2 separate regions of the Mus musculus genome follow, and region 2 is linked to region 1. A link is a loop called in an ENCODE intact Hi-C map of the cell type or tissue named here. Cell type or tissue: left cerebral cortex. All regions are shown on one strand.

Region 1 (8,000 bases):
GAAGCCAAGGCAACACATCTTTGAAAACATACCACTAGCATTTTCAACTAAGAGAAACTAGAAGGGAAGGTGAATTGGAGCGGTGCTCGGCAATACCGCCTAACCCTAGGGCAACCACCTTCAAAAGGAAAAACAGCCTTTTATGTTCTAGCTGCTAACGCTCAACTTCTCCAAAGGTTTCTTAAGTCTTGGCAAAAAGTCAGAAATTCCAATGCTAAAATGAATTTTCTGACTCAATATTGAAAATAAAATCTTAAGTTTAGATGCTTAGGGGAAAAACAGCTGGAGAATTCAGGAGCCTCCCATAGTTTAATACAAAGTGATGTCATTAGGAACCAGGCTTCCAAGAACTCCCTAAATTGTGTGGTTAAGCAACTTCTCAAAGCTCAGTGACGAGGGTAGGAAGGTGCAGCTCACCCTTGGTACACGATCCAGAGTAAGAATTGATGCAAGTCCTTCCTTATGTTAGGAAAAGACCCAACGACGAACTTGTACAACCTGCATCCATTCACAGGAGGCTGTAGATTTTTTTTCTTAACACTCTAAATCAGCACTTATTTCATAGAATGTCTAGAGAAGATTTGCTACTGCTCTATGGTATTGAACTGAAGGCTATATGGCTTCTTTAAAAACCTGGATATAGGGGCTGGAGAGATGGCTCAGTGGTTAAGAGCACTGATTGTTCTTCCTGAGGTCCTGAGTTCAATTCCCAGCAACCACGTGGGTAGCTCACAACCATCTGTAATGGGATCTGATGCCCTCTTCTGGAGTATCTAAAGACAGCTGCAGTGTACTCCTATACATAAAATAGATTTTTTTTTTAAAAAACCTGGATATATTTACATTTTTATAAGTTATCAAAATAATTTTGCACAGAACAGTCAAGATGGTGAAACTTGAGGGAACTTTGTGAGGGTAAAAGTTTATAGTTAGGAAACCTCGCACCATCTCAGACAAAGGTTGAGGAAATAAAAATCCGTGTCTCTGGCTCATACTAACCTTCTAATGGTTGCATAGGTTTTTAAGACTGACAAGTCAACTGGAATCAGCATGGCAGCTCAACCACATCTCAAAAATGGAAGCAATACTCTCCCCGAGACTTGTTTGTTTTGGAGACAGGGTCCTGCTATTGTAGCCCTGGAATTCACTGTGTTAGCAGACTAACCTTGACTCATAGATTCAGCTGCCTCTGTCTCCTGAGTGCTGAGGTTAAGGGTGTGTGTGGCCACCACTGGCCCAAGCAAGGGCCAGACCTATTATTCAGAATTATAAACATATAGTATTGTTGACAAGTTGTCCTGTCAGGTCCATTCAGTTGGCTGTGACACATAATGACTGTTCTTGCAGCAGCAAAAAGCTTGTCTGTTGCTCAATTCATCTACCGCACACCGAGTACACGTGTGCTTGTCCCTCCTGTGTATGGTGATCTTATTCATTTAAAAAAAAAAAAAAAAGCCTTGACCAGAGACCTCAGCTTATTCATATGTTTATTTCTAGAAGCTTGGAAATAAACTATATAAAGCTTGCGTTTCCAAATAAAACATTAGGATAAGCTTCACGCAGGACCAGAGAAGAGGCCTGATACTGGATAAGTGACGTCTGAACACTTCCAAAGCCAGATTAAGTTTTTAAGCAGTAGCTTAAAAATTAATGAGGTTTAATGTGACCTATTTAGGAGAAACAGTTCTTTGTTGACTTCTATGAGATGATGTCTCTGCCTATGAGAGTATAATGCTATCCTCTACCTTCTCTTCCTCTGCCCCTCGGTGCTAGGAATGTAACCCAAGGCATGCACATATTCGGTTAGCACTCTGCCAGTGAGCTACCCCAGTCCTCCCTATCCCTTTTACTGGATTACTTTTCTGTCTATATAAGTAAAGGGAAAATAATAAAAAGGAAAAAGTATAAAATGGATCAACACTGCATGCACAGAATTAAAGGGGAAACTTCACATCTACCTTGACTGACAATCTAGCTAAAACGCTGGTGTTATGGTAGCCCTCTGGCAACAGAAGACCCTCCCCACCCCTGGATGCTGCAGGAGCTCCAAGAGCTAAAGGCAAACATAGTTTGCCTTTTGCATAGTTCATGGCTCGCCAGACCTCCTAAGTCCCCTGTCCTTTCAAGATGACTCCTCATTCAAGAGAGGGTGAGCCTACAAAGTTCTGAGATGCCCACCACCTGAACAGTGTGGATGGCTGGTGGATGGTAAGTAGCTGCCAGGGTGGCCTAATCACTCCCAATGAACCACAGATGCTGATCTCAGATGTCTAGGACTTTCTAAAATGTGGCTGAGCAGTAGTTTGGAAGCCTAACCCCTGACTTTACGAATTCATAAGAACCAGGGTTTTATAAACTCAACAGAAAGCTAAATAAACAAAACTAGGGTTTATACTCCCTCTTGTTATTTTTACAGCAATCTTTCAAACTAGTTCCCATAGTCAATTTCTGCCTTCTTAAGAAATACTGAAAGAGGAGCAGTTTAAAATTCTCATCAGACATTGTAACCCAGCATGTGGGGACAGCTCATTAGACAGGCATCTCATGCAGAAGACTGAGATGGCTTCCATGCTGGCATGTGCTCCTCTTCCCAGCCTTTTCATTGAGGAGGGTCCAGGGAACAAAAACAAAGATGTTTATATTTACCCAGAAGTGTGCGTGGCAGTTGACCATCATGGTTCTTTCAATGAGCTCATCAGGACATTCCAGAAGGTGATGTCCAGAAACCACACCAGCATTATTGACCAGGACCGAGACCTCGCCAACCTCCTTGCGGACCCTTTCAGCTGTCAGGTAGACATTCTCTCTCTTCCCCACGTCACAAGTGTAGGTAAAAACCTGTAAGTTACACGGGGGCAGGATTTCCTCCTCACCTTTTCCAGCTGTCCTCAGAAGTCCGGATGAGGGGAGAATGAAAGAAAGAAGGGTTGCAGAAAGTGAGCCACAAGGCAGTCAGTAGGAGAGAAATCATACAAAGCAAAATACTACAGTGAGCTTCAAATTTCTAACACTGTAATGCCTGCCAATAATTCAGCTTACAGCTGCCTTCCTCCCCTGAAAGTCTTTGGGAATTACAGCAATTTACTGGACAACCTTGCTTAGGGGAAAGTCATGTAATTGTGGCAAGTCCAATACAAGTAGACCACATGGGATCAACTTGCTGGAGCTAGACACCTGCAAAGAACTGATCTCAGCCCAGAGAATAACACACATTGCAGATGGGGGTGGGGAGGAAGCTGGTGGCCAGAGAGAGCTCTGCTCTCAAAACAGAAATTCACTTTAAGGCTCACAAATCCAAACTGTAAGCAACAATCTAAACTCATTCAAAGCCAAGCAATGAATGAGCAGTTTCTAATGAAAGAATGCAAGTCACTGGTTTAATTTTAAACTGATTCCCCTAAGAATTAATCTCACAGATAAAGTTTAGAGGTTAATAATATGCAAGTGTACCACATTAGAGTCCAAACAGCATCGAAATCAAAATCTCTTCTCTAAAGCATTGCTTTTAAGATTGGGTAGGGAGCACAAATGCCCAAATTTGTTGCCTCTCCACACTAGCTTTGAAAATGTAACATTTTGAACCTTACATAAAACACACAGCTTCTGGTAAGTTTGGTAACAAATGACAGGTATATGGGAGAATGGAGCCCAAGTCAATTTAGCCACCAATTTTCCTAGAACAGTATCTATAGTGGGTCATGATCTCTACTTAGGCTTTAAAAAAGTTTCAGGCGCAAACTAATTGTTAAACACATAAGATGTAGATTGGGGTGCCTCCAAATCATGAGAGAAATTTTGCAAAAGGCGGGGGGGGGGCGGGGGGGGGCGAGAGAAAGCACTTTCTCAAGAGGAAGGGAAGCACTCATATTTACTCAGGGTTAGTAACTAAAGCACTTACTTAAGGCTGGGGAAACAATGTAATTATTTTCCAGGAGCTAAAGTTATAGTGAAAGGATCTATAGCGCCCAAGTCTAAGCAGCTCAGACCTCACAGAAACAGATAACTGTTTCAGTCCACTGTGGAAACAACTTCTCAAGACTCTCTATCTTCCCATCATGCCACATGCAAATCAGACTGAGAAATTACTTTTGGACCCAAACCTGCGGTAGCAAGTTCCCCCTGTCTTACACTACTCGCAGAGTTTAGGAAACCTCAGCTTGGGACCGAAGAAACAGGATCTCCTATGTTTTGCACGCTTTCAGTCTTCTAACACAGAAAACCTTGCTCTCTTATCAAGGGGCAAATTCCACTCGCCTTCCAGAAGACCAGCGGGGTGTTCCTTTCCGGGAGAGCGAGGCTGCCCATGACACTAGGCAGTGGAGACCCTCCGGGCTGGGGAGATGTTTGACTCAACAATACACAGGCATTACCTTGCAGAGCAGCAGCGTCGGCCGCCTCCAGGTCCCGGTAGATGTGGCGAACCATGCCTGCGGTCTCCTCATTGCTCTGCGTGTTGATGTCCCAGAGAACCAGCAGCGCCCGGCGCCGGGCGAACTCGAGAGCAAAGAGGCGGCCCAGGCCGCTGCCCGCGCCCGTGATGAGGCACACCTGGCCGGCCACGCTCTTCTCCTTGGGCCGCACCAGCCAGCGCGCCGCGGCCAGCACGAACGCCCACAGCACTTTGAAAGTGACCACGAAGAACTCCACTACGATGTTCATCGCGACGCCCCGGGTCCCGCAGCAGCCCAGCACCGTGTCCTCACTCTCCCTGCGCCAGACAGCCCAGCTCCTGGCCCCGGAGGCGCTTGTCACCGCGATCCGGACGCGAAGGCTGCGCCCGGAGTCCGCCCCCGAGGTGCTGCGGGGCTGAATTGCGCGGGGCCAGTTCCGCCCGGGCTCGGCGCAGTGGCCACGGGCTGTGCCTGCCGCTGCTCCCGGCTCGGCGCCTCCTGCTGGCGGCCGCCTGTTTGTCCCACAGCGTCCGTCCGTCCGTCCAGTCCCGCTGCAGCGGCGGTGACAGCCGCGAGTTAGGCGACGCGCGCTGCCCTCATGGCCAAGCCGCCGCCGCCCGAACGTCCCCGGCGCTGCTGCAGCGGCTCCCCGTCTTCCTAGGACAGGGGTGCGCCGAGCGGATGCGTCGGGACGCGGGAGTTGTCAACTTGACTCAAGTTGCGGGAGGGTGCGGGCAGCGCCGGGAAGGGCCGACTTGCGGGGCGCACGCGAGGGCTGCCAACCGCTCGAGCTGCCAGCGCGACTCGGGTCCCCTGCCCTGCACTCGCGCCGCTGTCACTCGGGCACGGGGCCCCGCAGCGTCTGAGCGTTCCCAGCCGGCTCTGAGGTAGCTCCACACTCCGCGCTATATAACCCACCGCCGGGAAGCGCCGGCCGCTGCAGTGGCATCGGCCCTCCCTCAGCTCGGCCCTCCCCGCCCCCGGTCGCACCCCGCCCCCGGCCCAGCCTCCCCTCCCCGCTCGCCCTCCCGCCGGCCGCCCCACCGCGCGGGGCAGCCCCTCTTCCACGACCGCGGCCGAAGGCTCCCGCCCTCGTCGTGCCACTCTTCGCGGCTCACGCCCCCTGCTGAGGGTCGCCGTGGCTTGCGCCTGCCGGGTCCCGCAGCAGCGAACCCCCCCATCCTCCTCGGACCTTCGGGTCATCACTCTTCCCGGTCTCGCTGCTTTCGCCAACCGAGGGACTGTGGACCTGGCGGCCGATGATCAGGCGCTGCGGAAGACAGCCCGGCAGTCGGGCGGAAAAAGGACCTCGGCAGCGCAGCCGAGGTGGGGGAGCAGGGCTGCGTGGCCACGGGCCGCAGAGAGCCGGAGGAGGTGACAGACAGTGATTTCATAGCTCAGCTAGCCGCTGAGGACGTGAAGCCTCATACTCTAGTGAGCCTAATGGGAATCACCGCCGCGAAGGCTGCCCAGAGTGTCGGTCAACGTCGCCCTCCAGCCCCGCGGGTTATGCAGCGACGCATGCTGGGACTTGTAGTTCACATCCCTGAACATGCCTTTTGGGTCCAACGAATTCCGCAGAGCCTGACCCTAGGGTTGTCAACGCAACCTGGAGAAATTAAGCCCAGAGCTGACGAGGTGTCCCCACTCTATTCATTAAAAAAAAAAAAAAAAAAAAAAAAAATGTATTCAGTGCATTTGTTTTCCGATGAGTTTTACCATAAAGTTGGCTGGCCGTGACTAAGCCAAGCTGTTCATTTTGCGCCAGCAAAGTGCAAAAATCTCAATTCTAGATTATTTTCCGGCTTATCTCAGGACAGCTATAAGGCGTGGGGCTTCGCGCCCTGAGACCTTTAAGGAGACAGTGCGCATGCGCCACCTTTCTCTCTTCTTTTCCGGCTGGAACCATGGAGGCTGTTCCGTAAGTCGATTCTTCTCTCCCCCAGAATCCTTCTCCATCCCCCAAACTAGAGGCATTTTGTCTCACTTTTCCTGTATCTGAGTGTAGCCTGGAACCACTGCCTGCCTGTCTGGGTGTTTGTGACGCCGTGTGGTACTAGGAGGGAGTGCGGGGGGCCTCCGCGCGGAGGCCTTGGCAGTACCAGGAGCAAACTGAGGGCAGACTGCGGATCCGGCTACTTGGGCGGAGGTCCGTTCTTCGGTAGAATGTATTCCGCGGAATCATGGAACGAGATCCTTTGTAGCTAAAGTTATCTTAGCCGGCTGCTTACCGGCAGCCTCCTGCATATGGAGCTTGAGACTTGATCGAGGATCAGTGAGTCCTGGAACCCAAAAAGTGTGCAGTACAGTTTTTTCAGTGTGACTTGACAACTTGTAACAATTCACAGGCCAGGACTGATGGCTGGGGTTAGGCATAAATCTCTTTAATGTCATACATGTTTACCTTTAAGTAAGGTGTGTATAACGTGAAGGTTGTGGGCATGAACGCTGCATCTCCAGTAGAGCTTTCGGGAACGACGGAGATGCTAGATGCTGCCGGTTTGAGTGGGTGACAGTTTTAACGTAGTTCTGAGCACCTAGTGTGTGTGATACATCACCAGGAAGTTTTTTGACCTACTAGTAATTCTCTACAAACAACAGAGAGAAGAAAAAGAAGGTTGCCACTGTGCCAGGAACCCTTAAGAAAAAGGTTCCTGCTGGGCCAAAAACTCTCAAGAAAAAGGTTCCCGCTGTGCCAGAAACCCTCAAGAAAAAGCGAAGGAATTTCGCAGAGTTGAAGGTGAAGCGCCTGAGGAAGAAGTTTGCCCTGAAGACAGTAAGTAAACTTTGGAGGTCTTTAGTGGGCCAGGGAGCTTATTGGGACTGAGCGTGGGGTGAGATTGAAGAGAGATCTTCCTGGTTTGATATTCTCAAGTCATCCTTGTATAAAACTGATGCTGTGCTCTGTTTCAGAGCCAAGAATTATGACTGACTGGCCATTGGTTTTTCAGCTTCGAAAGGCAAGGAGGAAGCTCATCTATGAGAAGGCAAAGCACTATCACAAGGAGTACAGGCAGATGTACCGCACTGAGATTCGGATGGCCAGGATGGCAAGGAAAGCTGGCAACTTCTATGTGCCCGCAGAACCAAAGCTGGCCTTTGTCATCAGAATTCGAGGGTGAGTTCACTTTGCATCGTGTTCTGGCAGCAATGGCTGTATTGTGCCTGCCCTTAGGAAGGGGGCCGAGAATTACGGGGGGCGGGAAGTTGTTTGTGAAACCTGTGCCTAAGCTGCTTGCTCTGACTGCATTTCAGTGTCCTGTAGTTGTCTAAGAGCTTAAAAACAGTTTACTTAGTATCATTCAGTCATCTTTTATGATAAAACAGGAATCAAGAGAAGGCAAGCTAGTAGTGATAGCGTGTTGAGATTACACACACATACTATGTGGTGACTAAGTTTTGTATTACTTAAAATTACAATAAAAGCTGTATGGATCTATTTTTTTTCTCTGGCAGTATCAATGGAGTAAGCCCAAAGGTTCGTAAGGTTCTGCAGCTCCTTCGTCTTCGACAGATCTTCAATGGCACCTTTGTTAAGCTCAACAAGGCTTCAATTAACATGCTGCGGATTGTGGAGCCATACATTGCATGGGGGTGAGTTTTCTGTCT
Region 2 (8,000 bases), 150 kb before region 1:
TGCTTGAGTTTCTGTCCTGACTGCCTTCAGTGATGGAGTACAATATGGAAGCGTTCAGCCAAATAACCCTTTTCTTCCCAACTCGCTTTTTGGTCGTGGTGTTTTGTCACAGCAATAGAAACCCTAAGACAACAACAGTGCCCCTGTTCCCACACCCTTCTAGTTTTCTTTTGGTTAAGCATAGTGACAACTAGCACTCCAAGCACAAAGAGGACATGGGGTGTCTTCCAGACACAGAGTATTTTAATAAGACACTGTTCTAAGACGCTGAGGACCTTGACGATATAAACTGGGCTTGGGACGACCCTGGGTTGGCAGCGCTTCTGAGAAGAGGAACAAAGTGATGCACCATGCTGACCTGTGTGAATGATCTGATAAGAGAAACATCCCATCAGGGGCTGTATACGCTCGTGGTATTTCTGTGATCTCTATGTACTCAGGATGGGAGCCTCACAGAGGAGCTGCTTCCTGGAAGCTGCTCCTCTCAGGGACACCGCCCACATTGAGCTGCATGGATGCCAAAGCAAGGAAGAGTATGCCCCAATTATGTTTTGGAAATTCCTACTGAATGCATAGATTTGGCAGCATACCAGGGCCCTTAGTAACAAGCCACTGGGTATTGTGTCAGCACTGTAGGTGTGATGATAGCAACCTGTGTGGGATGTGACAGTATGTGGGGTCAGAGTTGCCTGAGCTTGGGATTCAGCTTGGATTTCAGTGGCAACCCTACACGTGGTGGGGTTGCTGTTTGAGATCCTGGCCCAGGGACTCACCCTATCTAGAGCTGACTTGTTAGGGAAAGCTCTGCTTCTTGGAAGAGGGGAGGGTGTAGGTGCATCTCCAAAAATATCCCAGCTGCTCAAAGTTCCCTTGAAAATGCCAGGCCATTCAAGTAGCTTTCAGGATCCATGTCAAGAGTTTTGGATTCCTATATGGAAGACATCTCTAAAATGATTTCTATAGACTGGAAGGCATGCCTTCAGTACAAATACAATTTTAAAAGCCTATCATAAGCAGCTTCCATTCTCCGTGTTTGTTGTGAATTAAAACTGTCATCACAAATGAGCCTCTCTACTTGCCAAGTAAAAGCACTGGGTATACCTGAGGTGTCCGTCAAATGTTATCTCCAACTCTACTTCAGTAATCCAATAACCTTGCTGGGTTAACATTAAGTCAACTGTCATTGAAGTTAGAGAAAAATTAATTTTGGAAATTTCCTTAAAATTAAAAAAAAAAACCACTCCAAATACGATTAGTTTAAAAAAAGCTGGCCTCTGTTCTCTCAAGTCATTAGGTTGGAGATGTAGTCAGAGCTGGGTGATCGGAACATTTTTAGGTCACACTGTTGTTTTCCATGAAACTCTAGTGTGGCCCTGTTTCCTGGCCACAGGAATGTAAGAACTTGGCATATGCCCTGACCAGGATCGGGTGGGATAATATATAATTAATGTCAAGCATTATTGCCCTTCTCCAATGCCATCCACCCACTGGCCAGCATCAACTTCCTCCTGATCTCTCTGTGCTCAGAGCTCACTATATACCATTTGGTTCTGATCCATCTGGATAAAGTTCTGGTTTCCTCCTTGAACATCATATAGGAACCAGATTTGTGCATCAAGAAACAGCTTTCTTATGTCTTTGTCCTGAAGGTTCAGAACACATCACTGTTTGACAGCTTAGATAATAGTCAAGTTAGTGTATTTTTTATTTTGTTTTAAAGAAAATGCTAAAGCTGCTGGACTTATTGTTGTTCTCAGTTTTTTCCACTTTCTCCTTGGGGTGGGAGAGGCTTTGAGTAGTCTCTCTCTCTCTCTCTCTCTCTCTCTCTCTCTCTCTCTCTCTCATCAGATCTATCAGCTGATGAGCTGATAAAGTGAAAGGTATTGGAATACTGAGAAGAAAAGTAAAATTACTATTTCTGAGTATTGCAGGATAATACTGAACTGGCGGCAAAAGAGAAACCAGGAGACTCGAATCCATTATTATGATGCTGGATTGCCTAATCATGAAGACTAAGTCCCCGAAGTCACTCCTCCATCCAATATTAGTGTATGGAATTAAAGCTGAGAATTTTAATTATATAGTAGTTCCACCTATGAGGTTCCCAGAAAAGAGATTTATAAAGCAAATTTAGAAATGAAGTGCGAGAGGCAGGTGTGAGTGGGCATGCTGCCACCAGACTGGCATTCATGTGCCCTAGTGTGCCTGCCTGCTGGCTCTCAGAATATGAAAAACGTGTTTCTTCAATGAATAGTGCTGAATGCCACCTCTGTCAGCCTCCATGTACCCTTCCCCTTCTCTTTAGGCCCAGAGATCACTCAGCGCTGTGATCCAGAATAACACCCAGCTCAACCATCGGAGACAGTTCCAGCCTGTTAGCATCACTGGCCAAGGCTGAGGCTTGCATGCATTATCTACCGATGGACATGTTAACAGAACTGACCAAATAAGGTCACTTCCTTAGAGAAGAAGATCAAATAGATACATCCGTGAGAAAACTATGATAAAGCTTTCAAGCCCAAGTTAAAGGACCTGTGGGTGCATATCCTCTTTGTACCCAGTGACTTAGGCTGGGAAGTATATTTATCTCGGTGATAACATTACAGATGGAAAGGTGAGAGTGCCCAGGTTTGAATGGCTCCCTAGAGAGAGGACTGCTTTTCTCTCTGAGAGCTGTGGTGGCAGCAATGCCTGGAGCCTACCTGGCCCCAGCACAGCTCCACACCACTGATGTGGCCTCAGTGTTGCAGGCTGGCATGTAGAGGATGATTTCTTTCTGTGTGTTTATAGGTTTGGCTAGATCTCTGAAATTCTTGCCTTTTCCATTGGAAAACTGGTATCAGACCACATAGTGATCCAGCTTATATGCCTGTCAGTGTCCAAGACAAGGACAGAGTTATTCTTTAAGCACCTTAGTTCGTGGAGTATAGAGTACACTACAGGATCCATTGCTAACTAGAATGTCTGTATTTTAATCTTAATTCAGCAAACACCTACTGTTTCTATCTTAGCAGACGAGCCGAAAAAATGTGTTTGTTTGACTGCCATACCCGGGGATCCATCCCATAATCAGCCTCCAAACGCTGACACCATTGCATACACCAGCAAGATTTTGCTGAAAGGACTCAGTCTCTTGTGAGACTATGCCGGAGGCTTAGCAAACACAGAAGTGGATGCTCACAGTCAGCTATTGGATGGATTACAGGGCCCCCAGTGGAGGAGCTAGAGAAAGCACCCAAGGAGCTAAAGGGAACTGCAACCCTATAGGTGGAACAACAATATGAACTAACCAGTACCCCCCCCCCCCCCGGAGCTCGTGTCTCTAGCTGCATATGTAGCAGAAGATGGCCTAGTCGGCCATCATTGGGAAGAGAGGCCCCTTGGTCTTGCAAACTTTATATACCTCAGTACAGGAGAAACACCAGGGCCAAGAAGTGGGAGTGGGTGGGTAGGGGAGTGGGGGGGAGGGTATGGGGGACTTTTGGGATAGCATTGAAAATGTAAATGAAGAAAATACCTAATTTTTAAAAAGTTTAAAAAAAGGAAAAAATAAAATAAAATAAAATAAAGGAAAGTTAGTAATAAAAAAAAAAATACAAGAGTGTCAGTCATGGCAGCTAAACCCAAATCCCAGCCCTTGTGAGGCCAAGGCAGAAGAATTGCCCTTCATTCAAGTCTAGTGTTGACTGTACAGTGAGCTCCAGGCTAGCTTGGGCCACAGTAAGAGTCCCTCCTCAAAGCTGAATTGTGTGTGTGTGTGTGTGTGTGTGTGTGAGAGAGAGAGAGAGAGAGAGAGAGAGAGAGAGAGAGAGAGAGATCATTAAAAAATAAGTGCAACTATCTCTAAAAATATAGAATTTTAGCTAGATGTACTAGCCTACATGCCTATGTCCACAGAACTTAGGAAACTAAGACAGGAGGATTACTGTATGTTCAAAGCTAGCCTGAATTACATAAGACTCAGCCTCAAAAACACAAAAAATTAAAAACCCAAAATACAGAATTTTACCAGTACAGGTGTCCACAGGAGTGATAAGCAAAGGTCAGAAGAAAACTCCAAGCTCCCACAGTCCTCTGGGCCTTGTATCCATCCCTGATACCCATCCCTGCTAGGGCCGCACAAGCCCCTTCAGCTCCTGCTGGGAAGAGCACTGCCCTTCCCACCTCCCACCTACCCAGCCTTCCTTGTTTTTTTTCATTGTTTTTGAAGCAGAGACTATACTGTGCACTCAGAAGATCCCCAACTGGATAGATGATTGATAACTTGGGCACACTTTAGTGAATTTTTTTTCTCAACAGAATGCAAGATGAGAGCTTCCATTTCTTATCCTGGGTTAATTTAGGCTCACCTATGTAAAGTAGGTTCTATTTAAAGTCCTGTGTATCAATGGTGGGGGCCTATTTTAAATAGACCACATATTATTTCAGATTTTCCTTTGTGCATAGTCTCACATAGTGTGTTTATTTATATTTCATTCAGCTTTGGGGTTTTAAGTGTGCCATAATGTGGGACTGCAGACTAAAACCCACCCTGCTATTGTGAGTAGTGTTCATACTGTGAGCAGATTAAAACCCATGCTGTCCACACAGCTGACTGTTGTGAGTAGTGTTCACACTGTGGAATCATAGTCTTCCTGCAAGCACACAGATTGCTTTCAGAATTGAATCCAGATTTTGAACCATTATATGTGTGTGTGTGTGTGTGTGTGTGTGTGTGTGTGTGTGTGTATGTGTGTGTGTGTGTGTGTATGTGTGTGTGTGTGTGTATGTGTGTGTATGTGTGCATGTGTGTGTGTTCAGGGAATTTTGACTTGGCTAACACTAAGGCACTGTGCCTTAGGTTTTCATCTGTCCTTTCACCTGCATCTAGCCATTCAATATTTATTGAACTTGAGTTCATGTTAAAGCTGGGGGTATAATACCCCCCTTTTATTCCACTGGCCTAGTGATATGCAGGCACATGTATCCTCACATTAAAAAGCTATAACAGGTACATAGGTAAGGATTTCTGAGAGTGCAAAGGAAAGAATGACTCACCCGAGGGGATGAGGGGGTGTTTCAGGGAAGAGGTGACAGCTTAGCTGGATCTTAAGTCACGGGTAGTGCTTTTTCTTTTCAGGCGAAGACTGGAGAAAAGAGCCATCTAAGCAAGGGAATAGCCACAGAAAAGCCGTAGATTACCTTGGTCTGTCCCTGGGCTCAGTAGTGACTGTGAGAACTTCCATTCCTGGTTTGGCTCGCTCTGATCTGCCCTGAATAGAGATTGTCAAATCCATCAGGGATATGTATCCTCTCCCTCCCCCCTCCCCACCTCTCCCTCCCCCTTTCCCCCTTTCCCTCTCCCTCCCCCTCCTCTCTGCCAATGTAAATCTGGTTGAGAATGTTAGACTCAGTTGTCACTGTTGTAAGGCCACTAGATGCAATGGCCATTGGCCCCTGACCTGCATTCCTGGCTCCCAGGGCCTCTTTCCCTTAACACATACATGCCTCTAAGAGAGTCCTATGTGAGCAGAGCCCAGAGCTGCTCAGTTGCCTAAACTGATGCCACAATGCTGCTCCTGCAGTTACATCACTATGCTAGGTTGCCACGGATCACAGTGCAGTGTAGAGCTGGCCCAAGTAGTTCAAGCAGTAAGCTGTGACCTGTGGCCCTGTGGGAGAGTGAGCATTAGAATGACCATTTCTAGGGGGTTTGTGTCGTAGAATTCCACAGTGCCAAGAGTTATATGGCTGTTTTCATCTTTAGCAACAGCTGAATCCTGTAAGTGTGAGCTGGACTTTGGGTCCTACTATACCACTTGTCCTCTACCCTGAAGACACCACCCTTCACCTTCTACAGACACCCACTTCCCACTACCACAGACTGAAATGTATAGTCATTGTGTCACTGCACCTTGGAGGACATAGTCCCACTGCTGGCTTTATAATCATATAAGCAACACACGCAGCTGAGTATGGAGACACTTACAGGCCACGCCCCCTTAGCCCACAGTGTACCATATAAGGCTGGGCAACCTTGGATTGCCTTCAGAAGTGTGTACTTGGTAGCACTGCCTTGATTTCTACTTTTACTCGTCTCCATTTAAAAGCGTTATTGTGTGTGCTAAGTGCTATTCAAATGTAAGGCCTCAACATGGATGTCATGGTCATCATTATGTGAAAGAAGAGTGTCTACAGTTCAGTGCATAATTGGCGTGGAGTGTCTGGCAAAGGGACCTAAGTCTCCCAGCCCACAGCACCTGACCTTCCCAGTCCTTCTCTACTGCAGCCACTCAGCCAGGGTTTGAGAGTAGAAATAAGTCATCAATCTAGGGATGAAATTGTCCTGCTTAGCTTTAGCTGTCGACTTGGCACAGCCTACAGTGATTCGAGGAGGGAGTCTCAATTGAGAAATTACCTATATAGGCTGGCTGGTGAGCATGTTAGTGGGAGATGCCCATTGTGGGCCGCACCATTCTCTAGGGAAGTGGTCCTGGGCTGTTACAAGAAAGCTAGCCAATCATGGGCCTGTGAGCAAGCTGGCAAGCCATGTTCCTCCATGGTTTCTGCTTTAAGTTCCTGCCCTGATGTCCCTCAATTATGAACTTAAATCTTTATCTCCCCTAAGTTGCTTTAGTCAAGAGTGTTTTTTTCATCACAGCAACAAAAAGAAAACTAGATCAGAAATCATTTCAGTTCATTTTATGATTTAATCTAAAAACAAGAGTAAATTCTAAGTTGAAGGTAAATCCACTCAATAATTTTTATATTATAATGAACATATTTTTAATTATATCTGAAAATGAAATAAGCAAACAAATAATCTGCAAAGAAAAAATGTTTTTGATGGTGTTGGGATGGAAGACAGGGTCTCGATCTGCTAGGCAAGCACAGCATCACTGAGCTGTACCCCCTGCCCTGAAACATTGTTCTTCAGGGCTCTGCAAAATTTTAGCTTTTTTGATGGCTGTTATATTGCAGTCAACTGGCATGTGTAATAAAATAAACTTTGTGAATGTGCAGTATTTTAAGAGCTAACCAGAGTAAGTGTGAAAGAGCGGGTATGGTAGATAAGTGTTGGATTTGTAGCTACTGACCGACTGCTGGGGAGAATTCCTGTTTTAGGTCTTTATTGAGAAACAACTTTCTGTTCCCTTTATTTTTTTTTTAAGAGATTAAAAAATTGTTAGTCCAGGCAGGTGATTGTAAGATGCGAGGAAGACATTAGATTCTCTGGATCTGGGGTTAGAGTTGTAAGCCAACTGACATGGGGCCTGCAAACCAAGCTCAGGGCCCCTGGATGTGAGCACTTATCACAGTGCATCTTTCCAGCCGGAGAAACAGTCTACATAGTCCTATTTCATAGGTGACAGGGCTTACTTATTTTGGATACCTTTTTTGTTTTTTAAGACAAATTCTCCCATAAACAAGCTGGCCCTGAACTCATCGAATAGCTAAGGGTGATCCAATCTACTGACCCTCTTGCCTCCCCTTTTTCATGAATTCCAGACCTGGGTGCCCACAAAACCGAATGGGTGTGTTTTTCTGGATAGTTAAGCCTTAAGTGAAGGTGTACTGGATACAGACAGGAAGCCAAGGGAGGAAATGGGACAGCACAGTGCTGTGGGGGAGCGCACAGTGTGCTGCAGTCACAGGCACACATGCAAGGAGGGGGCTACCCTCTGACTCAGGGATAAATGCTTATCTTTAAACCCACCAACAATAGTTCATGGATACTGTAGTTTATAAACTGTCACAGGTGTTGCTCTCCTGTGGGGAGGTGGCTTCCCTTCTTATAATACTTGCTAACCACTAAAAAGAAGGAGGGGGAGGAGGGGGGGAAGAGGGGAAGGGGAGGTGGAGAAGGAGGAGGAAGAAGAGGAGGAGAAGGAGAAGGAAGAAGAAGAAGAAGGAGAAGGAGAAGGAGAAGGAGAAGGAGAAGGAGAAGGAGAAGGAGAAGGAGAAGGAGAAGGAAGAAGAAGGAGAAGGAGAAGGAGAAAAGAAGAAGAAGGAGAAGGAGA

What was found. A loop is a pair of places that touch in the nucleus more often than their neighbours do. Peaks named below come from ENCODE experiments on the same cell type or tissue, not always from the same donor. Only the 100,000 strongest peaks of a DNase experiment are listed, where the experiment ranks them.
Region 2: it touches region 1 in a loop (2.7-fold over the local background); 1 of 42 quality-filtered maps calls a loop at or near these places.

The regions. Positions count from the first base shown.
Region 1 is chr1:16,102,677-16,110,676 of GRCm38, reverse strand. It overlaps Rpl7 (ribosomal protein L7), which reads left to right and starts at 6,244. Exons shown (of 7, transcript NM_011291.5): 1 at 6,244-6,312; 2 at 6,993-7,167; 3 at 7,343-7,509; 4 at 7,848-7,985. The coding sequence starts at 6,299. It overlaps Rdh10 (retinol dehydrogenase 10 (all-trans)), which reads right to left and starts at 4,795. Exons shown (of 6, transcript NM_133832.3): 1 at 4,371-4,795; 2 at 2,647-2,882. The coding sequence starts at 4,659. In left cerebral cortex, CTCF peaks have their summits at 4,890 (motif pointing left), 5,557 and 6,419; DNase peaks (open chromatin) are centred at 5,226, 5,844, 6,232, 6,833 and 2 more places; H3K4me3 peaks cover 3,815 bases; H3K27ac peaks cover 2,514 bases.
Region 2 is chr1:16,251,083-16,259,082 of GRCm38, reverse strand. All of the region lies in intron 12 of Stau2 (staufen double-stranded RNA binding protein 2), which reads left to right. It overlaps Gm7568 (a long non-coding RNA gene), which reads right to left and starts at 5,550. Exons shown (of 3, transcript XR_003947750.1): 1 at 5,484-5,550; 2 at 5,038-5,252. In left cerebral cortex, a CTCF peak has its summit at 3,199; DNase peaks (open chromatin) are centred at 556, 2,231, 3,083 and 5,049; H3K27ac peaks cover 1,079 bases.